2 separate regions of the Homo sapiens genome follow, and region 1 is linked to region 2. Evidence: chromatin loops called from intact Hi-C (ENCODE). Cell type or tissue: tibial artery. All regions are shown on one strand. Links, peaks and the distances in the headings refer to the core of each region. The heading gives the core; the rest is flanking DNA. Region 1 holds the start of VESTAR (VEGFC mRNA stability associated lncRNA). Region 2 has its middle 15 kb from the start of LINC02280.

Region 1 (11,331 bases), core at 2,064-10,063, 180 kb after region 2:
CAAAGGAAATGGTAAATTAACCTGCAATACGCTGCGTCCGGGAATAGAAGCTCCTGCTGCGGCTGGCCCACTCCTCATCCCTGCACCATGGAGGCTCTCCCAGAGGCATGTCAAAACCCCAGCCTGACGACCAAGCTCTGTCCACTGCCCACCACCAACAGCCACCACTTGAGCCTAGATGTGTGCACGCAGCGGCGGCGTCCACCCAGGAGGCAGACCCCAGGAAGAGGCCTGCCGTCTGGGAAGCAGGCTCAGGCCTGTGTGGGCAGCAACCTAGACGGAAGGGGCTAGGTGCTGAGGGGCCATGTCCCTTGAGCTGGAGGAGGGCACAGCAAGGAACTCTGCAGCATGGACCTCAGGACAGAGCTCCTGGGTCGGGGCATTGCCGGCCTGCAACGCAGGAGCGGGTCGGGGGCCCGCACTGGTGAGTACAGCTCCAGCGTTGGTGTGCTAGGGCCACTGTAAGGAGGTGCCTCCAACGGGGCGTGAACAGCAGCAGCGTGTGGTCCCAGTTCTGGAGGCTCCAGCTGTCCACAGGGCTGGTTGGGTCTGAGGCAGTTGTGGGGAACCTGGCCTCTCCTCCACTCTCGTGGGGTTTGCAGGCCATCTTTGCTGTTCCTTGGCTGGTGGAGGCAGCGCCTCAATCTCTGCCCGAATCTTCACATGGTATTCTCCCTGCGAGCTGTGTCCAAATTTCCCGTCTTTATAAGGACACAGTCACACAGGATCAGGGGCCCACACTCCCGGGATGACTCACCCTAACTTGATGGATCACATCTGCAAAGACCCTATTTCCAAACAAGGTCACATTCTGAGGCCCTGGGGGTTAGGCCTTCAACATATGAATTCGAGGGGACACAATTCGACCCGTAACAGCTTCTGTCTCCCCACACATCCGATGTGCTTCTCCCTCTGCCACGCTTAGGCTGGGGTCTCTACCAGGCACCTCGACCCGAGTCCTCACTCAGGCCGGCTCTGAGCCTCACAGCTCTGTCTGTGGGAGCTGCCCTAGTTTTCCACGGACCTTTATTAGGTGACATGGGAATATCGAGCAGTGCCCCAGAATCCCTGGGTTTTGACACAGTGCTTCCTCCTCACCTGAGGCAGCATTCCCACCCTCCTGCAGGGATCTCTCCGAAGAGATTCCTCTGCAGAGATCTCTGGCCCGCGGAGCTCCCTTCTCCAGCGGTCAGCTCGGCAGTGAGCGGCCCCACATGGCCAGAGGGCATCTCTGCTCCTGTGTTTGGGAAGCAGACCCACGTTCCCCAGAGGACCGGGAGCCAGGACTGCCACTCCTGCGACCCCACCTTACCAGAGTGGGAAAGAAAAATCCCTCCATAGCCGATTAGCTGTCACGGCCACTCTGTGTAAGGACTGCAGAGGCGTGGCAAGGCCGTGACTGGCGTCCGTCCACAGAAGCCCTCTCACAGGCATGGCCACCTCCAGTTCGGCATTCTGGCGGTGGGGAAACGGCCTCCTAGGTCGGTCCCAGGTTAGAAGCCTGTTCTGCCCCCCACAGGCCTGCATCTCAGTGTTAAGGGGTGCAGTCTCCCCGCTGCAACCATTCCACCAGTCTGTTAGGCCTCCTGCTTCTAGGTGAAGGGCGTGGAGTGAGACCAGTGGAACTGATGGACACAAGCTTATCGCCACACTGGTTTTCCTCTGAAACAAGGCCCTGGATTACAAGTGTCATTTGTGGAATCCCAAGGCAGCGAAGGAGGCCAAGGATGGCATGCTGGCGGGAGAAGCCTGCGAGGACCCGTCCCTTTGAGGATCCATCCCTGCAAGGACTGGCTCTCGACAAAAGGCACGCCGTGTGCTCTGCCTGCTTCCTGGAGGCTGGCTGCCCTCCCCACAGGGGGTGGTGCCACATCAGGGCTCAGACACCATCCTCGCTGTTGGAAAGATGGGCGCCCAGCTGTCCATGCTGCTGGAAGGGTCTGGTGGGGGTGAATAGGCTACGGAGCCTGTGTGGCCACCATGCCTGTGGCCTCAGCCACTTTGTGCAAAGGACTGCAGAGGCGTGGCAAGGCCATGATGTGTCCGTCCACCGAAGGCCTCCCTGGTTTTGAGCCCCTCCTCTGCAGGGAATGCTTCCAGCATTTTCATGGATTACAAATGTCTTAGCCCCTGCCCTTTCAAGCAGTTCCTTAGCTCCCCTCCCCAGTCCACAGAGCCATCTCCTGCCTGTGAGTTAGGCCTAATCAACGTAAATCTGTCCTCCAGGCCCTCCCTTCCCTCCAGATGAGGTGCGCAACCAGTGGTGCTGCTGGACGTTTGAAAATACAAAAGGCCGGGCGTGGTGGCTCATGCCTGTAATCCCAGAATTTTGTGAGGCCGAGGCGGGTGGATCCCAAGGTCAGGAGTTCAAGACCAGCCTGGCCAAGATGGTAAAACCCTGTGTCTACTAAAAATACAAAAATCAGCCAGGCGTGGTGACGGGCACCTGTAATCCCATCTACTCAGGAGGCTGAGGCAGGAGAATCGCTTGAACCTGGGAGGTGGAAGTTTCAGTGAGCCGAGGTGGTGCCAGTGCACTCCAGCCTGGGTGACAGAGCGAGACTCCTGTCTCAAAAAAAAAAAAAAAAAGAAAAAGAAGAAGAAGAATACAAAAATTAGCTGGGCATGGGGGCACGTGCCTATAGTCCCAACTATTCACTGGGAGGTTGTATTAGTCCATTTTCATGCTGCTGATAAAGACGTATTTGAGACTGGGCAATTTACAAAAGAAAGAGGTTTATTGGATTTGCAGTTCCATGTGGCTGGGGAGGCCTCACAATCATGGCAGAAGGGGAATGGCACATCTCACATGGTGACAGACAAGAGAGAGAAGGAACTTATGCAGGGAAATTCCTCCTTATAAAACCATCAGATCTCATGAGACTTATTCAGAATCACGAGAACAGCATGGGAAAGACCTGTCCCCATGATTCAATTACCCACTGGGTCCCTCCCACAACACATGGGAATTCAAGATGAGATTTGGGTGGCGACACAGCCAAACCATACCAGAGGCTGAGGTGGGAGGATTGCTTGAACCCAGGAGGCAAGGTTGCAGTGAGCCAAGATCATGCCACTGCACTCCAGCCTGAGTGACAGAGCGAGACCCCTATCTCAAACCCCCCCCCAAAAAACAGATACAGGTGGATGATTGGATGGGTCAGGGATGGATGAATGGTTGGATGGGTGGAAGGATGGATACAGGGTGGGTGGATTGTTGGATAGATGGTGGGATAAATATTCGGGTGGTGTATGGTTGGATGGATGGTAGGATGGTGGATGGTGGATAATTGGCTGGATGGATAGTAGGATGGATGGATGTTGGATGGATGGATGAACAGTGGGGTGGTAGATGGGTAGATAAATGGTTGGATGGACAGTAGGATGGTGGGTGGTTGGATGGATGGATTGATGGATGGATGGATGGATGGAGGGTTAGATGAATGCATATTGGCTGGATGATAGAATGGTGGATGGATAGATGGGTGGTAGGATGGTAGATGTTTAGGTAAATGGTTAGATGGGTAGTAGAATGGTGAATGGTTGGATGGATAGATTAATGGATGGATGGTAAGATGGTGGATGGTTGGATGAATGTTTGGATGGATCGTAGGCTGGTGGATGGTTGCATGGTTGGGTGGGTGGATGTATGGTTGGATGGTGAATGGTTGGATGAATTGATGGATGGATGGTAGGATAGGTGAATGGTTGGATGGATAGGGATGATTGGATGGATGGATTGATGGTGGACTGATGGATGGATAGATGGTTGGTAGATGATAGGTTGGATGGACAGTTGAATGGTTGGATGGATTGATGGATGGTTGGTTGGGTGGATGGATGGATGGTTGGACAGATGGTTGAATAGATGGTATGATGGGGTTAAGGACAGATGCATAGGTGGTGGAAAGATGGATGTTTAAAGATGGTTGGCTAGGAAGATAATTGGATGGATGGAGGATCCCCCAGGGTTGCTACCTGAGCAAACTCTGGGAGGTTTGGAAATCTTGATCACAGGGGTCTGTGGGCCTGTCCTGTGGATGAGAAGTCAAGACTGGAGAGGCTTTGACCTGGGCTGGTTTTAGGGATAGGGGCCACTGTGAGGACAGAGATGCAGAGGCACAGACAAGGAACTGGGTGGAGGTGCACTCTGCAGGATTTCTGGTGTCTGATGGAGATGGTTATTTGTGGACTCCAGATGATTCTAGAAGTCCCCAAGACTCTTCTGGGTGGGATTCATGAAGGCAGGTGGCAGGTTCCCCAGCTTAAAAGCCAATAGAAAAGTAAAGAATCGGGCCGGGCACGGTGGCTCACGCCTGTAATCCCAGCACTTTGGGAGGCCAAGGCGGGCAGATTACGAGGTCAGGAGATAGAGACCGTCCTGGCTATCACGGTGAAACCCCATCTCTACTAAAAATACAAAAAAATTAGCCAGGCGTGGTGGTGGGTGCTTGTAGTCCCAGCTACTCAGGAGGCTGAGGCAGGAGAATGGCGGGACCCGGGAGGCGGAGCTTGCAGTGAGCCGAGATGGTGCCACTGCACTCCAGCCTGGGCGACAGAGTCAGACTCCGTCTCTTAAGGAAAGAAAAGAATCGGAATGACAGATACCGGCAGTCTGAGGATTGGCGGAGATGGCCTCGCTGACTGGGAATATTTGAGCAGAGGCAGGAAATGGCTGGGGCGGAGGGACTGGCAGGAGCAGAAGCCTGATGTGGGGCTTGGGGCGTGCTGGGGCGTAGCGAAGTGGCAGGAGATCCCGGAGCACCGGCAGGGAGGGGAGCCAGAGGGAGAGGAAGGTGTGGAGGCCTTATGGAGCTCTCCTGGGGTCTTGGATGTTCACTCCGAGTGCGATGGGAGCTGCAGGAAGGTTTGATCCCCGGAGAGACCAGATCGGGCTTGAGCTCTGACCGCAACCCCTGGCGCTGGTTGGAGGGCACACGGGCAAGGCGGTGGTGGGAGCGCTGCGGCAGTGCAAGACCACAGAGCAGGGGGATATGCGGGGGGTGGGCTGGGAGGGCTAGGTGGGGCGTCTGACGAGGCTGGGGAACTCCTGTTCTTAAGCTCAGGCCGGGGTGAGCACTGTCCCTAGGAGGGTGTGGCCAATCCTCGCCCTCAAGGCACTGCGGCATGAATGAAGCGCTTTAAAGGGAGTTCCCAAAATGAAATCCCTAAGCGAAAGGTCTGGTCCTTCTGGGAAGCGGAGCAGACTGCGACAGCTGGCGTTGGAGCGGGGGGCGGTCCCAAGTCATCCTCAGGCCACCCGTGGCCAGCCCCAAGCTCTCTGCGGCGAGGAGCGCTAGCCCCAGAGCCTGGCGTCCTGCTGGGGAGGCGCCTTTCCCGCGGCGCTGGGCGCCCTGGGCATCCGGGAGGAGCACCCGTCCCGCCCTCTCCCCGCGCCCGGCTCCGCACTCCCCGCCAGCCCTGCGCCCCGCTCCCCGCGCGCCCCCTGGCGGCAAACTTCGCAATGGCTCCCGCCGCGCTCTGCTTTTCGGGGTTGCCGGAGGGGCGGGGCTGCCGGAGGGGCGGGGCTGCCGGAGGGGGCGGGGCTGCCGGAGGGGGCGGGGCTGCCGGAGGGGCGGGGCTCGAGTGGGAATGCAACCCTTGGACACGGTGGATCCTGGGAATCTAACCTTCCGTCCCGGGGCTGATGAGCTCCAGCCCTGCCCCAGGAACTGTGCTGGGGGCCCCTGGGGATGGGGACGCAAGCTCAGAGGGCGGAGACCTCGGGCGCCCCGGCTTCGTCCGCAAGGCGAGACGGGCCGCAGGGGACTGCTAGGGTCTGCAGGGGGGTCTGCGGGGGTGAGGGGGCGGGTGGGCTCGGAGGATGGCCCCGGGCTCCCAGGGAAGCTGGAAGGGCGTCGGGGGAGGTGACGGCGCGGAGACCTCGGACTCTCAGTCCTGCAGGGGCCGCGGACACAGGTGGGGAGGAGTGGGGGAGTTTTTCCCTGGGAGAAATGGGAAGCGTCGAAGGATTTTAAGGAGTGCGGCTGGTCGGGTTTGCATTCGGGGAGGTCGCTTTGTCTCTTGAGTGGAGAATGAGGAGGTGGCAACAGCAGGGGAGTCACCGGGAGGCTGCTCGGGTCCAGCTCAAAAACGCCAGGCCCGCCCCCGCCCCGCAGGTCCGCGGGAAGGAAGGAAAAGGCGTTGGGGATGCGTAGGAGGCAGAGGCCTTGGTGGTCGATCCGGTGTGGAGTGGGGCAGGGGCTGCGAGGAGGGCGCCCAGGACTGGTATCAGTGAACAGTGACGGTGGGGCAGGGCGGTGACCTTAGCACCAGCGCTTCGGTGGGGGGGAGGAAGCACCTGAGCCGCGGAGAAAGGCCTGCGTGAGGTGGGCACAGGCTGGCGTTGAAGCCCTGGGGTGGACTCACGTCCAGGGGAGGGCGGTGCTTCACACGTCCCAGGCACTGTCTTGTGTGGCCCCAAGTGCTGTCTGAATCTCTCCTGCGTCTTGGGCCCCAGCACCAACAGCCGTCGCCCTGGAGCCAGGCAGCAGCCTTAAGCTTCCCTGGGAGGCTGACTGGCTGGGAGCAGGGAGGTCCCATCGGGGAAGTAGGGGCGTGCAGGGGGCTTGGCGCCTGCAGTCCTGGAGGGGCAGGGCAGATGATAAGGCTAAGTACCTCCTGTCCTTTGCTCAGCCAGCCACTAGGAGGAGGCCGCAGAGAAGAAGCCGCCAGGGGCTGGGGGAGGCCAGGGACGGGGCAGGGAGGAGGGGCTGGGCTGAATGCAGGTGCCCCAGGAGCTGCGGGCTCTCCTTCCACAGGTTCGTGTCTGGTACACGGCTGGAGAAGGCAGGGAGGGTGGGAGGAGCCTGGCTTGGAGAGAAAGGGCTGGCCGGAGACACCAGAGTGCTCAGGGCAGGGGCGGGAGAGGTGGTCCCTCAGGCCTCAGTGGCAGAGGCATGGGGATCCAGGGCTGAGAGTGAGTCTGTGGTTCATGGGGTTACCAGAAAGGGGTCCTGATCCAGATCCCAAGAGAGGGTTCTTAGATCTCACGCAAGAAAGAATTCAGGGCGAGTCCACAAAGTAAAGCGAAAGCAAATTTATTAAGAAATTAGAGGAATAAAAGAATGGCCACTCCATAGAGCGGGCCAGAGGGCTGCTGGGTGACCATTTTTATGGTTTTATTTTTATTATATGATAAACAAAGGGTGTATTATTCATGACTCTCCTTTTTAGACCATAAGGGGTAACTTCCTGATGTTGCCATGGCATTTGTAAACTCTCATGGTGCTGGTGGGAGTGTAGCAGTGAGGACGACCAGTGGTCACTCTTTTTTTTTTTTTTTTTGAGACAGAGTCTCGCTGTGTCGCCCAGGCTGGAGTGCAGTGACACGATCTTGGCTCACTGCAGGCTCCGTCTCCCGGGTTCACACCTTTCTCCTGCCTCAGCCTCACGCCTGTAATCCCAGCACTTTGGGAGGCCAAGGCAGGCGGATCACGAGGTCAGGAGATTGTGACCATCCTGGCTAACACGTGAAACCCCGTCTCTACTAAAAATTCAAAAAATTAGCCAGGCGTGGTAGCGGGTGCCTGTGGTCCCAGCTACTCGGGAGGCTGAGGCAGGAGAATGGCATGACCCTGGGAGGCAGAGCTTGCAGTGAGCTGAGATCGCGCCACTGCACTCCAGCCTGGGCGACAGAGGGAGACTCCATCTCAAAAAAAAAAAAAAAATTTTAAAAGACCAGGTGCAGTGGCTCACGCCTGTAGTCCCAGCACTTTGGGAGGCCATGGTGAGTGGATTGCTTGAGCCCAGGAGGCAGAGGTTGCAGTGAGCTGAGATGGGGCCACTGCACTCCAGCCTGGGTGACAAAACAAGACCCTGTCTCAAAAAATAAAATATTTAAGCTTATTTTGTGTGTGCTATGGTTTGAATGTTTGTGTCCATCCAAAATTCATATATTGGAACTTAAGTTGCAAAGTGATGGTATTAAGAGGTAGGGCCTTTGGGAGGTGACCAGGGCAGGGCGGACGGGATTAGTGCTCTTACACAAGGGCTTGAGGCAGCGGGTTCTTTTCTTTAGGCCTTTTGGCCCCTTCCTCTATGTGAGGGCACAGCAAGAGGGTGTAATCCCTCCCAGACACCACATCTGCTGGCCTTGACCTAGGACTTCCCCGCCCCTAAAACTGTGAGGAATACATTTTTAGTATTTATAAATTACTCAGTCTGTGGTATTTTATTTATTTATTTGAGATGGAGACCAGCCTGGGCAACATAGTGACACCTCATTTCTTTAAAAACAACAACAAAAAAATTAAGGGAAAATCAGCCAGGCATGGTGGCATGGGCCTGTAGTCCCAGCCACTGGGGAGGCTACAGTGGGAGGATCCCTTGGGTTGGGCCTGGGAGTCCGGGCCATGATGATATCACTGCACTCTAGCCTGGGTGACACAGCAAGACCTTGTCTCAATTAAAAAAAAAGAAAAGAAAAGAAAAGAAAGGCATAGATCTTTACTGCAAGACGCCCACAGAATGCTGTCTACATGCCATGCCTCTAATTCCTCTTCTTTCATTCTCTTTTTAAAAACTTTTAAGATTGAGATATAATTCACATACCATAAAATTCATCTTTTTTTTTTTTTGAGTCTTGCTCTGTCGCCCAGGCTGGAGTGCAGTGGCGCAGTCTCAGTTCACCGCAACCTCTGCCTTCCAGGTTCAAGCAATTCTCCTGCCTCAGCCTCCTGAGTAGCTAGGATTACAGGCGTGCGCCACCACACCCAGCTAATTTTTGTATTTTTAGTAGAGATGGGGTTTCACCATATTGGCCAGGCTGGTCTCAGTCTCATGACCTTGTGTCTGCCTGCCTCATCCTCCCAAAGTGCTGGGATTACAGGTGTGAGCAACCGCACCCAGCCTTTTAATTTCTTTAAATGACGTTTAATAGTGTTCAGTGTTGGCTGGGCACAGTGGCTCACGCCTGTAATCCCAGCACTTTGGGAGGCCGAGATGGGCAGATCACGAGGTCAGGAGATAGAGACCATCCTGGCTGCTACGGTGAAACCCCGTCTCTACTTAAAAAAAAAGAAAAAAAAATTAGCCAGGTGTGGTGGGGTGGCGGGCGCCTGTAGTCCCTGCTACTCGGGAGGCTGAGGCAGGAGAATTGCTTGAACCTGGGAGGCAGAGCTTGCAGTGAGCCAAGATCGCGCCGCTGCACTCCAGCCTGGGTGAGAGAGCCAGACTCCGTCGCAAAAAAAAAAAAAAAAAAAAAAAAAAAAAATATATATATATATTTGGTAGAATTCACCAGTGGAGCCAAAAGGGCTAAGGTTTTCTTTATAGAGAGGTTATTTTTTTGTTTTTGTTTTGTTTTGTTTGTCACTAATTTAATCTTCTTACTTTAATTTTCTCCAGAGAATACTTTTTCTTTTTTCTTTTTTTTTGAGACAGAGTCTCACCCTGTCGCCCAGGCTGGAGGACAATGGCGTTATCTTGGCTCTCTCCAACCTCCCAGGTTCAAACAATTCTCCTGCCTCAGCCTCCTGAGTAGCTGGGATTACAGGCACCTGCCACCATGCCCAGCTAATTTTTGTATTTTTAGTAGAGATGAGGTTTCCCCATGTTGGCCAGGCTGGTTTCAAACTCCTGATCTCGTGATCCGCCTGCCTTGGCCTCCCAAAGTGCTGGGATTACAATTGTGAGCCACCGAACCCGGCCGAGAATAGTTTTTCTTAAGTCCTTAAGGACTCAGCTCCTTACATGAGCTTTGATGGTGGTTGTGGGGCAGCACAGACAGGTCTAAATCCAGGTAGGGTTGTTTGGTCCTTGCAGGCTGCACGACATGGATTCCTGACTGCCTTGCTGTGAATCGCACAACTCACACAGCAGTGTAGCGTCACGTGCAGCTTGGGAAGCACGTAGGCTTTGAAGATGCTTGTTTCAGAAACGTTACTGACTGCTGTGGCCTCTACTGCTTCAAATGATGAATTTGTTAACAGCCTTGTCTTTGGACACAGTTTGTGCAGCAAATAGGCTGCACATGGCCATGGCCCTTTTTGGCACAACCAGTGTTCCTTCTTTTCTTTGTCATCTTGAAGGCACAGACCCAAGAGAGTTATCTTTTTACTTCTTAAAGTCCTATTCAGCTTTTTAAAATTTCTTCTTGGATTAGTTTCATTAGTTTGTGACTTTTCGGAAATGTGTCAGTTTCATATAGACTATCTCATTTATTGGCCTCCAGTTATTCCGAGCATATCATCCCTTCTATTTCCTGAAGGTCAGTCCTACTGTACCTACTTTCATTCCTGATTTTATTAATCTAAGGCTTTTCTATTTTTTTTTTTTGTAGGTCAGTACAACTTAAGGTTTGTCAATCTTATTGATTTTATCAAAGAATTCACTTTTGGTTTCACTGATTTTTCTCTATTTTTTATTCTCCATTTTTATTTATTTATTTATTTATTTTTGAGATGGAGTCTTGCTCTGTCACCCAGGCTGGAGTGCAGTGGCACGATCTCAGCTCACTGCAACCTCCACCTCCCGGGTTCAAGTGATTCTCCTGCCTCAGCCTCCCGAGTAGCTGGGATTACAGGCGCCTGCCACCACGCCCGGCTAATTTTTGTATTTTTAGTAGAGACGGGGGTTTCACCATCTTGGCCAGGCTGGTCTCGAACTCCTGACCTCGTGATCCGCTCGCCTTGGCCTCCCAAAGTGCTGGGATTGTAGGCATGAGCCACCATGCCTGGCTTGTTCTCCATTTTATTTATTTCCACTGTCACCTTTGTTATTTCCTTTCTTCTTTCTGCTTTGGGTTTAGTTTGCTTTTTCTCTAGTTTCTTTTCTTTTTTTTTTTTTTTTTTGAGACAGAGTCTCGCTCTGTCGCCCAGGCTAAAGTGCAGTGGCACAATCTTGGCTCACTGCAAGCTCCGCCTCCCGGGTTCACGCCATTCTCCTGCCTCAGCCTCCCAAGTAGCTGGGACTACAGGTGCACGCCGCCACGCCCAGCTAATTTTTTATATTTTTGGTAGAGGTGGGGTTTCACCATGTTAGCCAGGATGATCTCGATTTCCTGACCTCGTGATCCACCCGCCTCGGCCTCCCAAAGTGCGGGATACAGGCCTAAGCCACCACGCCTGGTCTAAATTTCCCTATTTAGCCACTTTAGCTACATCCATAAGTTTTGGTATGTTATGCCCCCACTCGCTTTCATATCAAAGTACTTTAAATTTTTTCTTGACATTTTTTATTTGACTCATTGGTTATTTAGAATTGTGTTGTTTAATCGTCACCTATTTGTGAATTTCTCAAATTTCCTTCTGTTATTGATTCCTAATTTTATTACATTATGATTGGAGAACACACTTTGCATGACTTCAGTCCTTTTAGGTTTATTGAGGT
Region 2 (11,331 bases), core at 2,115-10,114:
TAAGGAGCAAAATCCCACACAATCTTGGAGGAAATTAAATTTAGAAATTAGATGCTAGGCTTGGCAGAGACCTTGACAGGGCCCCCCACAGGGCCAGACTGACACATCCATTGAGACCACATCACAGTTATTAACCTTTTGCTCCAAAACATATGGAAAAAAGCTGCTAGAAACACAGGGAGAATCTTCCTAAACCACAGTCACAGTGGGAGACTTCAACACACCTCTCTCGGTAATTGTCAGATCAAAGAATGAGTAAAGGAAAAAAGAATATTAATAGAACAATTAACCACCATAAATTACCAGATCTACAGGACTTCACACTCAACAAAGAAAGGAAGTGCATTCCTTTCGAATAACAAACAAGTGAAAAAAACAGCATGTTCAAGATCCCCAAGGAAATCCCAGTAGGTCCCTGAAGGGGAAATTGTGAAACTCTGATCACAGTGCAATAAAACAGGGAACTAACAACAGATCACCTTCTTTAAAGTCCTCACCTCTTGTCAGCTTAGACGTGGGATAGACACTACGTCTGACACGTTTTCTACTTACAGGCTAGATGACTCTGCTTCCTCATCGGCGGAATGAGGACCAGGCTGTTACACGTCTCTGTATTCTGCAAGTTAAAGGCAGTGAAACACTTAATATCCACAGCACACAGAGCGTGACACACACAGACAGCACTCAGCGAATGTTAGCTGCCAATGCTAGCGTAAGACGAGATACACACTCTTCTGAATGACTCTGAGTTAGAGGAAATGAAACATCAAATTAGAGGCTCAACTAATTTGATAACAAGAGCACCACACATCAAAAACCCTGGGACGCAGCCAAAGTGGCTCTCAAAGGACAAAGTATAGCCTTAAGTAATTCTTTTCTTTTTTTGAGACAGAATCTCGTTCTGTCACCCAGGCTGGAGTGCAATGGCGCGATCTCTGCTCACTGCAAGCTCCGCCTCCCGGGTTCACGCCATTCTCCTGCCTCAGCCTCCCGAGTGGCTGGGACTACAGGTGCCTGCCACCATGCCCGGCTAATTTTTTTTTTTTTTTTTGTATTTTTAGTAGAGACAGGGTTTCACCGTGTTAGCCAGGATGGTCTCGATCTCCTGACCTCATGATCTGCCTGCCTCGGCCTCTCAAAGTGCTGGGATTACAGGTGTGAGACACTGTGCCCAGCCTAGCCTTAAGTAATTCTAATAAAAGGTAAGAAAGGATGAAAGTGTGCTTTCATTTAAGAAACTAGAAGAAGAAAGAAAATATGACTCAAAAGAAATTTAGGAGAGCCTGGAATTTAGGAGAGCCTGGAATCACACCCTGATTCCTCCCTCTCTATCTCCTCCCCAGCTGTAGTGATGTCACTTGTTATTGTATTGTTGGGCTGTATTATTGTATTGTTCCTCACAAATAGGGAACACATGTTACTTCCAAACTCTAACAGAAACAGGCTTTACATGCCAGGAGTCAACCCCAGGCCTCCACAGCACAGGTATTCACACTCTTCATGCCCACTCACATGCAGGGCCTCCAGGAGCTCAGCCAGCAACTTCTCAAGATCAGGGACATTGGAGGGGCAGCCAGCTTGGACCAGGCGGAGGGACCACCACGCCAACTCCGCAACCCAAGCCTTCTTCCGCAGGGCTCTTCAAACATCTTCCCTACTATTTTATTCTGAACCTTTGTAAACACACAGCCAAGTTGAAAGAATTGTACAGCAGACACCATCTACCTCCTTCTAGAGTCTCCCATTAACGCATATATGGTCCAAGCTCTGCCCTGGTTGCTCCCTCTCCCCACCAGCTATGCGTCCCTCGGCCGTCTTTTTAAATATGTTTCATTTTATTTTGTTTTATTTTTTGAGACAGGGTCTCACTCTGTCACCCAGGCTGGAGTGCAGTGGCGTGATCTCAGCTCACTCCTGGGCTCAAGGGAGCCTCCCACCTCAGCCTCCCGAGTAGCTGGGCTTGTGTTTACAGGCGCCAACACCAACACACCAGCTAATTTTTGTATTTTTTGTAGAGACGGGGTTTTGCCATGTTGTCCAGGCTGGTATCAAACTCCTGAGCTCAAGTGATCTGCCTACCTTGGCCTCCCAAAGTGCTGGGATTACAGGCATGAGCCACTGTGCCCGGCCTCCTATTTTTTTTTTTCTTTTTTTGAGACACAGTCTCACTCTGTCGCCCAGGCTGGAGTGCAGTGGCATAATCTCAGCTCACTGGAACCTCTGCTTCCTGAGTTCAAGCAATTCTCATGTCTCAACCTTCCTAGTAGCTGGAATTACAGGCACCCGCCGCCACGCCCAGCTAATTTTTTTTATTTTTAGTGGAGACAGGGTTTCCCCATGTTGGCCAGGCTGGTCTTGAACTCCTGACCGCAGGTGATCCATCCATCTTGGCCTCCCAAAGTGCTGGGATTACAGCCATCAGTCACTGTGCCCGGCCCTTAGTACATTTTAAAGTAAATTGCAGTCTACTCCCTCTGAGCCCTTCAGCAGGCAGATTATAGGGTGTTATATGTAAAAATGTTTGTTTAGAAATAGAATGCTCGTTCCCCAGTGCTGCAAAGAAACAGCACTTGAACATAAATTTAATTCTCTCAGTAAGGCCATTTTTACTTTCTGCAGAAAGGGTGCCCATCGCAAATGCAACAATGGCGAGAGCACATCTGAACAAAGGAGGGAAGCAATTTTTATCCTGTACACAGTTTGTCCCTGGTACTGTGTCCTGTCTCCATTGGCTGGAGCCAGGCCTCACAATCTAAACTAAAACCCAACTGGCTAAAAGTTTAAAACTTTTCCAAATAGGTAAAAGTAATGGAAAGACAAAGGAAAAGAAGAAGTTGCTTTTGCCAAATAGGGAAGGGGCATAGGCTGTGAGCTGGGATATGCCTGCGAGCACGTCCGGTACAGATATTTTGGTTAAAGTACAAAGACATGGAATGTATTACGTGCCTGTGAGCATGTTTAACAGCTACATAGGATAGGGCTTCACAAAGAGTTACTAGCACAAAGCAAGGAGTCTTGAAGGAAGTTAGTCTCTAAAAGAAACTATTTTTTTTAACACGATTTATTCTTTAACAAGAAGGGAAACTTTGAAGAGGAAGTTTTACTTCCTACATAGGGAACTGAAGTTCAATATTCATTTATGATTTACTGGGGTCTTACCCTGTCACCCAGGCTGGATGGAGTGCAGTGTGGTGCAATCGTGGGTCACTGCAGCCTCAACCTCCCAGGCTCAAGTGATCCTCCCTCCTCAGCCTCCCAAGTAGCTGAGACTACAGTCATGCACCACCACAACTCGGCTAATTTTTTTTTTATTTTTTGTAGAGCTGGTGTCTCCCTATGTTGCCCAGGCTGGTCTTGAACTCCTGCGCTCAAGTGATCCTCCTGCCTCAGCCTCCCAGAGGGTTGGGATTATAGGCATGAGCCACAGCACCTGGCCCCTTTTCTCTATTTTTTTTTTTTTCTTTGAGATGGAGTCTCACTCTGTCGCCCAGGCTGGAGTGCAATGGCGCAATCTCAGCTCACTGCAACCTCCGCCTACTGGGTTCAAGCAATTCTCCTGCCTCAGCCTCCTGTGTAGCTGGGACTACAGGCGCCCACGACCACAGCCGGCTAAGTTTTTTATTTCATTTTATTTTTTAGGAGAGATGGGGTTTTGCTGTATTGGCCAGGCTAGTCCTGAACTCCTGACCTCAAGTGATCTGCCCACCTTGGCCTCCCAAAGTGCTGGGATTACAGGTGTGAGCCACTGGGCCTGGCCTCCTTTTTTTCTTTAAAGTAAAATTTACATGTAGTAAATAGTATTTGGCCATAAAGGGAATGAATTACTGATACATGCTACAATGTGGATGAACTTTGAAAACAGTAAGCTAAGGGAAAAGAGGTAGACATAAAGGGCCACCCACTACACAACTCCATCCACATGAAAGTCCAGAAGAGAGAAATCCATAGAGACAGAAAGTAAAGGCTGGGCACGGTGGCTCACGCCTGTAATCCCAGCACTTTGGGAGGCCAAGGCGGTGGAAGCCCTGAGGTGAGGAGTTCAAGACCATCCTGGCCAACATAGTGAAACCCCATCTCTACTAAAAATACAAAAATTAGTTAGGTGTGGGGGTGCACGCCTGTAATCTCAGCTACTCGGCTGCTGAGGCAGGAGAATTGCTTGAACCTGGGAGGTGGAGGGTGCAGTGACCACTGCACTCCAGCCTGGGTGACAGAGCAAGACTCCATATCAAAAAAAATAATAATAATAGATTAGTGGTTGCCTAGATGACTTCTAACAAACGCATACACCTACGAAGAGGGAGAACACCACCACCAATCCAGAATGTTCCCTCATGCCCTCTCCTGGCAAAGCCCCACCCCCACCCTACCCCAAAAGACATCCCCTGGTACGATTTCTTGCCTGTTCTAGAACACCACATAAAAGGAATCACAGCAGGTCCTGTTCTGTGGAAGGTCTCTTTTGCTCAGCATCATGTTTATAAAGTCATCCATATTGCTGCACGGATCGCTGGTTCATATTGATATTCATTAGATAACGGTTGGACCAGTCCTCCCACCCTCCCTCCCGCCATCTCTCTCTCTCTCTCTCTCTCTGTCTCCCTCTCTCTTTCTTTCTTTCTTGAGATGGAGTCTCGCTCTGTGGCCCAGGCTGGAGTGCAATGGTGTGATCTCGGCTCACTGCAACCTCCGCTTCCCAGGTTCAAGCAATTCTGCCTCGGCCTCCCGAGCAGCTGGGATTACAGGTGCCCACCACCACGCCCGGCTAATTTTGGTATTTTTAGTAGAGACAGGTTTTCACCATGTTGGCCAGTCTTTTAAATGAATCCAACGAAATCTAAATATCATGGTGATTTAATCATCAATTTTTAAGAGACAATTTTTTAACAGACTTAAATGTTTTCTCCTTTGCCTTGTATTTTCCCTCCACTTTGCCCACAGAATTTTATGCCAACATGACATATCTTCTGCTCCAAGTCCTCCGCTGGCCTCACTGTGCTTTTCCGTAATGGAAATATGTGTATAAATTGAAATGCCACTTTTCATTCTTTACTTCATAAGTCTCTTATCTTTAAATGTTTCTACTGGATTCATTATTTTTCAATTATTAGCCCACAGTTCCTCAAAACCACTGATTGGGATATAAATAATCTATATTATACATTTTGATTAAAAATTGTTACACAGAAAAAGGAAGTTTTCATTGGGGATGCATCTCCCGATGAAGGGGACGGGCTTTTTTCCGTGTAGCCCCTGTTTCCATGGGTGACGACGACTTGTTGAAAAGACTCACTATCCCGCGTGGAATGTCCTCCTGCTTTTTGGGTTTTAGGGGCTAGCACTGAGCGTCTTTGTTCACACGAACAAGTCTACGGGACAAAGGAGGATTGGGGCAGCACTTCCGCAAACCTGAGACGGGCCACCGGGAATCGCTGCTGCGGTCGGGGGCTGCGACGCCACCAGCCCCAGGGTGGAGAGCGGCTTTCTGGGCGTCCGGGCAAGTCCATGCTCCGGGTGGGGAGGCCGAGGGGCCGAGGAAGTCGAGGGTCTGGACATTCGCTGCCCCGGAGCCGCGTGAGCCCGCCCCGCCCTGGAACGTCCTCCCAGGCGTTCTCGCCTTTGCAGCCCCCGCCTGACTGCGGACCCTCCACTCCCCACTCTCTCCTTCCATCCCCGCTTCCCTCTCCCTGCCCCTCCTCCTCCCCCGTCGTCAGCCTTGACAAAGGAGGGCGATGCCACCGCTTACCGCCAGAGGGCGCGCCGCGCCCCCCAAACGGACACTGAAGCGGGCGCCCCCTGGCCGAGCGGGGCGCAGGGGAAGAGGGGGCGGAGGGGGAGAGGAGGTGCAGGGACAGAGGGGGCCCAGGGGGCTTCCAGCCTCCTGCCTGGGTCCTGGTTTGGTTGCCCCCGCACCACCCAGCGCTTGCCCACCCTGCCTCAGTCTCCCCATCTCCCAGCCTCGGGGCTCCTCTGGCTGGCTGGGGCCCACCCTGGGGCAGAGCCGCTGGGTCTGGGGATGGGTAGCATCAAGATGCCTCGAAGTCCTGGCCTGGTCTTCAGGCTCCCTATAATTAGGACTCCACCCCCACCCCTACAGGAGCCTGTCCAGAAGGTCCTGGGCGTGGCTGGGGTGTCGTGGACACCTGCCATCTTTCCTGAACGCTGCAGACACCTGCGTCCCACTCCAGTGCAGGTGGCCTGGGCCCCTTCAAGGAATGGCTGGGAGTGGGAGGGTGGGCCTGGGGTTTCACGGCCCACACCTGAGGCCAGTCACACCCCGACTGGGCCAGGCAGAAGCTGCACAAACTTCACACTGGAAAGGTGGGGCCAAGGGCAGCCCCAGCCCACCTGCCAGCACCTCCCCATCCCCAGCATCTGCCGGGCACAGTGGGGGCACACCTAACCTCCCCACCCCTACCCACTCTTGACATATAAGGCCTCAGCCAGGAAGTCCAGAAGGAGGGCGTGGACGGGGATCTGCACTGGAGGCCTCTACCACCTGTGAAGCCATCGGGCCTGTGGGCCGCAGGGCAGGACTCCCAGGTCTGGAGGGCCCTCAGGCTGGCCTCCATGAGGTGCCGCGAGGCTGGGGTACAGAGCTGAGTCCCCACAGCCCTCACCTCCCTGGCCCCTGCCCATCACAGCCTAGCTCCTCCTGGAGCCACCTCACCTCCCTGGGCCTCTGTTTCCCCCTCCGTAGAGCAGAGGTGTTGACGGCTTTCGCTTGGAAGGCTAAGCCAGTCTGTCTTTGCGGAGTCCACGTGCTGCCAGCACACAGTCCATGCTCCGGAGTCAGCATCCCACCACATGGTGGAGGGGATGTTCTGAAACCCCTCTTTGAAACTCACAGAACCTGGGGACAAAGCGGGGCAGCGTTTTGTCAGTGAGAAGTGGCCGCAGGAGGGGCCCAGTGACCAGCACCAGGTACAGGAGCAGACCCACGGCCCGGCCCACAGGCACCAGACACCCTGGGCACAACCGGGCCTGGGTTCCCTCTGACATGGGGCACCTGGACAGATACTTGAGCACAGCCAGGCCTTCAGATGACAGCCATCCCCGCAAGCATCTGACCACGTGCAAGACCCCGCACCTGAGCTTCCCAAATGAGCCCCTCCTAAATGCCAACTCCAGAAACCATGAAATAATTGTCCACTGTTTACGCATCGGAGCCGCTGGCCATGCAGCAAAGGGACCAAGCTGCTGGCGCGCACAGGTTCATCTCCCAGTGGCTCCTGCTGTCGAGGGCTGCCCCCCTGCTCCCCTCCTGCAGGGCTTGTTCCCAGCAGGTGCATCCTCTAGCTGGGCCTGGAGACCCGGCGCCACGTGGCACAGCGGTGACTCTACAGCGCCCTCGTGTGCGGCTCTAGGTGCTCCCACCCGCCTCTCTCCCGGCTCAGCCTGGGCACCTTTCTCCTGGTCGCTGTGTCCCAGCACTCTCCCCTTAGGAGGCTTGGGCTGGCGGTTGTGAACGTTTCCGACCGGGCTGTCCTGGCTCCCCACCAAGTGTGTGTCCACCCCTCCCACCATGGCTGCTCCCCACGTTGGCTCAGGGAGCCCCTGAGGAGGTCCATGGCGTCCCAAGCCCACCAATGCCCACCACTGCTTTCAGCTTCCTCGTGCTCGCCAGCCACCAGGTTGGTGGTCTCTTCCTGCCCACTCTTATTTTGTGTTCCAGGGGAACATGCTGCCACCAGGCTTTACTGTGGACAGTGTCCTCTGTGTCTCCGGTTGTGCAATCTCGGTGGCTCATGTTTTACAGGGGGGTTGGGGAGAGCCAAGCCCGTGATCACTTCTCCCGCATCCTTCTCCATATGGAGAGGTTACGATATCTAGCCTCAGAACCACAGTCGTCTCATGCTCAAGGCCTGTGGGCCAGGAATCCCGAGCTGGTGGTATTGAGCCAGGAATCCCGAACTGGTGATATGCACTGTTGCTTTTCCAAACAGAAAAAGAACAAAAACTTGTAGTCCAACCCAGTTGACTCCTTAAACTACCTCTTCGAAACTCACAGAACCTGAGGACAAAGCAGGGCAGTGTGTTTATATGAAGTTGATAAACTTAAAAGACAGCTGTGAAGCCATGAAAATCCATGGAAGAACCCTAAATGCATATTACTGAGTGAAAGAAGCCAGTCTGAAGAGGCCACATACTATATGATTCCAACTCTAGGACATCCCAGAGAAGGGGAAATTACGGAGACAGTAAAAGGACCCGTAGTTGCCAGGGTTAGCGGGGGGGAAGGGATGAATCGCAGAGCATGGAGGGTGTTTACGGTAGAGAGGGCAAACCGGTGCAGCCACTGTGGAGACCAGAATGGCGATATTTCAAACAGTATTTCAAAAACTTATATTAGAATTGCCACATCATCCGGACATTTCACTTCTGGGTATTCGCCCAAGAACTGAGTGCAAGGACTTGAACAGATATCTGCACACCCGTGTCCACAGCAGCATCATTCACCAACACACGAAGGTAGAAGCAGCCCAGGTGCTCACGGATGGATGAACCTGGTGTATCCAGGCCTGGCGCGGCGGCTGGGCGAACCTGGTGTATCCAGGCCTGGCGCGGCGGCTGGGCGAACATGGTGTAACCAGGCCGGGCGAGGCGGCTGGGCGAACCTGGTGTATCCAGGCCTGGCGAGGCGGCTGGGCGAACCTGGTGTATCCAGGCCTGGCGAGGCGGCTGGGCGAACCTGGTGTATCCAGGCCGGGCGAGGCGGCTGGGCGAACCTGGTGTATCCAGGCCGGGCGAGGCGGCTGGGCGAACCTGGTGTATCCAGGCCTGGCGAGGCGGCTGGGCGAACCTGGTGTATCCAGGCCGGGCGAGGCGGCTGGGCGAACCTGGTGTATCCAGGCCTGGCGAGGCGGCTGGGCGAACCTGGTGTATCCAGGCCGGGCGAGGCGGCTGGGCGAACCTGGTGTATCCAGGCCGAGCGAGGTGGCTCACGCCTGTAATCCCATCACATGGAAGGCCAAGACGGGTGGACCGCTTGAACTCAGGAGTGCAAGACCAACCTGGCCAACAGGTGAAAATCCATCAATACAAAAAATACGAAAATTAGCTAAACATGCTGGTGTGCGCCTGTAGTCCCAGCTACTCAGGAGGCTGAAGTGGGAGGATTGCTTGAGCCCAGGGAGGTCGAGGCTGCAGTGAGCCATAATGGCGCCACTGCACTCCATCCTGGGCAACAGAGCGAGACCCTGTCTCAAAAAGAAAAAAGTGGCGTATCCATCAAGGGGAATATTATCCAGCCTCAACAACACCAACAACAACAACAAACACAGGAGGTCCTGACACAGGCTGCCACACAGCTCAGGCTTGAAGACATTATGCTGAGGGAAAGAACCGACACAAAAGGGCAAGTGCTGCCTGACTCCATGTTTGTGAGGCTCCCAGAGCAGTCAAAACCGCAGAGACAGAAAGCAGAATGGAGGGTGCCAGGCTGGGGGAAGGAGGGTGTGGGGAGTTTGTGTTTGCTGTTTCAGAGTTTCCGTTTGGGAAGGTCAAAAAGTTCTGGAGATTGGTTGCACAACAATGCGAATGTACTTACTGCCACTGAACTTGAACTGTACCTGGAAACATGGGAAGACGGTGTGGAAACAAGCCCCCAGTCAGCTGGTCTGGCAGCTGATTTGATGCAGATCAAGAGGGAAGTGAGGAATCGATAGGGAAGACTGTGATCACCCCTAATCGGCACAGACAGATAGGAGGTGTTAAGGGGGTTCAGAAGAGGTTAAGACATAGGAGAGATGGATAAGAAGGTTTTCCGTACTTCCGATCGAAATTCCAGAGGGGCTGGGCACAGTGGCTTATGCCTGTAATCCCAGCACTTTGGGAAGCCACGGCAGGTGGATCACTTGAGGCCAGGAGTTCGAACCCAGCCTGGCCAACATGGTGAAAACATATCTCTACTAAAAATACAAAAATTAGCCAGGCATGATGACGGGTGCCTGTAATCCCAGCTACTCGGGAGGCTGAGGCAGGAGAATCCCGGAGAACCTGGGAGGCAGAGGTTGCAGTGCAGCCAAGATTGCGCCACTTCACTCCAGCCTGGGCAGGAAAGCGAGACTCTGAAGAAAGAAAAGAAAAGAAGCCGGGCGCGGTGGCTCACACCTGTAATCCCAGCACTTTGGGAGGCTGAGGCGGGCGGATCATGAGGTCAGGAGATTGAGACCATCCTGGCTAACATAGTGAAACCCTGTCTTTACTAAAAATACAAAAACTTAGCCAGACGTGGTGGTGGGTGCCTGTAGTCCCAGCTACTCGGGAGGCTGAGGCAGGAGAATGGCGTGAACCCAGGAGGCGGAGCTTGCAGTGAGCAGAGATCATGCCACTGCACTCCAGCCTGGGTGACAGAGCGAGACTTGCCTCAAAAAGAAAAGAGAAGGGAAGGGGAGGGAAGGGGAAGGAAGGGGAGGGAAGAGGGAGGAAAGGAGGGAAGGAGGGAAGGAAGGAAGGGAGGGAGGGAGGAAGGGAGGGAGGGAGGGAAGGGAAGGAAGGATGGAAGGAAGGAAGGAAGGAGGGAAGGAGGGAAGGAGGGAAGGTGGGAAGGCGGGAAGGAAGGAAGGAATTCCAAGAGGTGGAAATAAATAAAACGGGGAGAGCCCACCAGCTCCCTGACAATATGGCTGAGAATTTTCCAGAACTGATAAAATATGGAAACTTCAGCCTCAAGAGTGCAGCACTCTCAAGCAGGAAGAATAAAAGCAGCCCATACCTAGCTGTCCCGTGGTACACTCAGAATGCTGAAGGAGAACTTGCTGGAGGCAGACCCCGCGAACGGCAAGAACAGGAGCAGATGACCGTCTCTGAAGTGCCGAGGCAGAGGCAGCAGCCGGACCCACACGCCCTGCTCCACTCCCACTTACGGGTGTGGGAGAAGCATCAGATCAGCAAAATGACTGCGCCACCACCCAGCTCCTTAGCAGAGCAACCTCCACAGAATACAGCTCAGAAAGAGGGGACGCCTGGGCTGCCAGAAAGAGTGGGGTGCAAACATGTGCAAACCTCAACGAGTGCTGGCTGTGTGCAACAAAGCCCTGTGGAAAGTGGAGGGTGATAAAGGCAAGGCAGACCTGAGTATTGGGCAGTCGTAATGATCTGTGAGCCAGGAGGGGCGTGATCAGGAGGAGGATGGAAACACTGGCTATCTTTGAATTCTAAATATACTTGTTAAAATTCTAAGAGTGACTATTTTAAAATAGAAATAGAGCATATAACTTCCACTTAACTCTCCAAGGAAAAAATAGAATGTCAGACTGAGCCAGAGCCATGGAAGAGTGCTCAGGCAGCGGGAGCTACACGTGCAAAGGCCCTGGGGAAGGAGGGAAG

What was found. Peaks named below come from ENCODE experiments on the same cell type or tissue, not always from the same donor. Only the 100,000 strongest peaks of a DNase experiment are listed, where the experiment ranks them.
Region 1: it touches region 2 in a loop (2.9-fold over the local background); 5 of 110 quality-filtered maps call a loop at or near these places.

The regions. Positions count from the first base shown.
Region 1 is chr14:104,821,147-104,832,477 of GRCh38, forward strand. It overlaps VESTAR (VEGFC mRNA stability associated lncRNA), which reads left to right and starts at 55. Exons shown (of 1, transcript NR_024396.1): 1 at 55-2,572. It also overlaps the pseudogene RPS26P49. RefSeq lists enhancers at 1,086-1,717, 5,720-6,505, 6,506-7,291 and a silencer at 5,401-5,570. In tibial artery, for the core only: CTCF peaks have their summits at 5,385 and 6,640 (motif pointing right); a DNase peak (open chromatin) is centred at 5,535; H3K4me3 peaks cover 2,297 bases; H3K27ac peaks cover 1,453 bases.
Region 2 is chr14:104,644,758-104,656,088 of GRCh38, forward strand. No RefSeq gene overlaps it. Among named protein-coding and RNA genes, the nearest start is that of LINC02280, 15 kb to the right of the region's middle. RefSeq lists silencers at 5,488-5,637, 5,648-5,727, 5,808-5,887 and enhancers at 8,169-8,670, 11,088-11,331. In tibial artery, for the core only: a CTCF peak has its summit at 5,735 (motif pointing right); DNase peaks (open chromatin) are centred at 5,751, 6,674 and 7,074; H3K4me3 peaks cover 651 bases; H3K27me3 peaks cover 1,578 bases.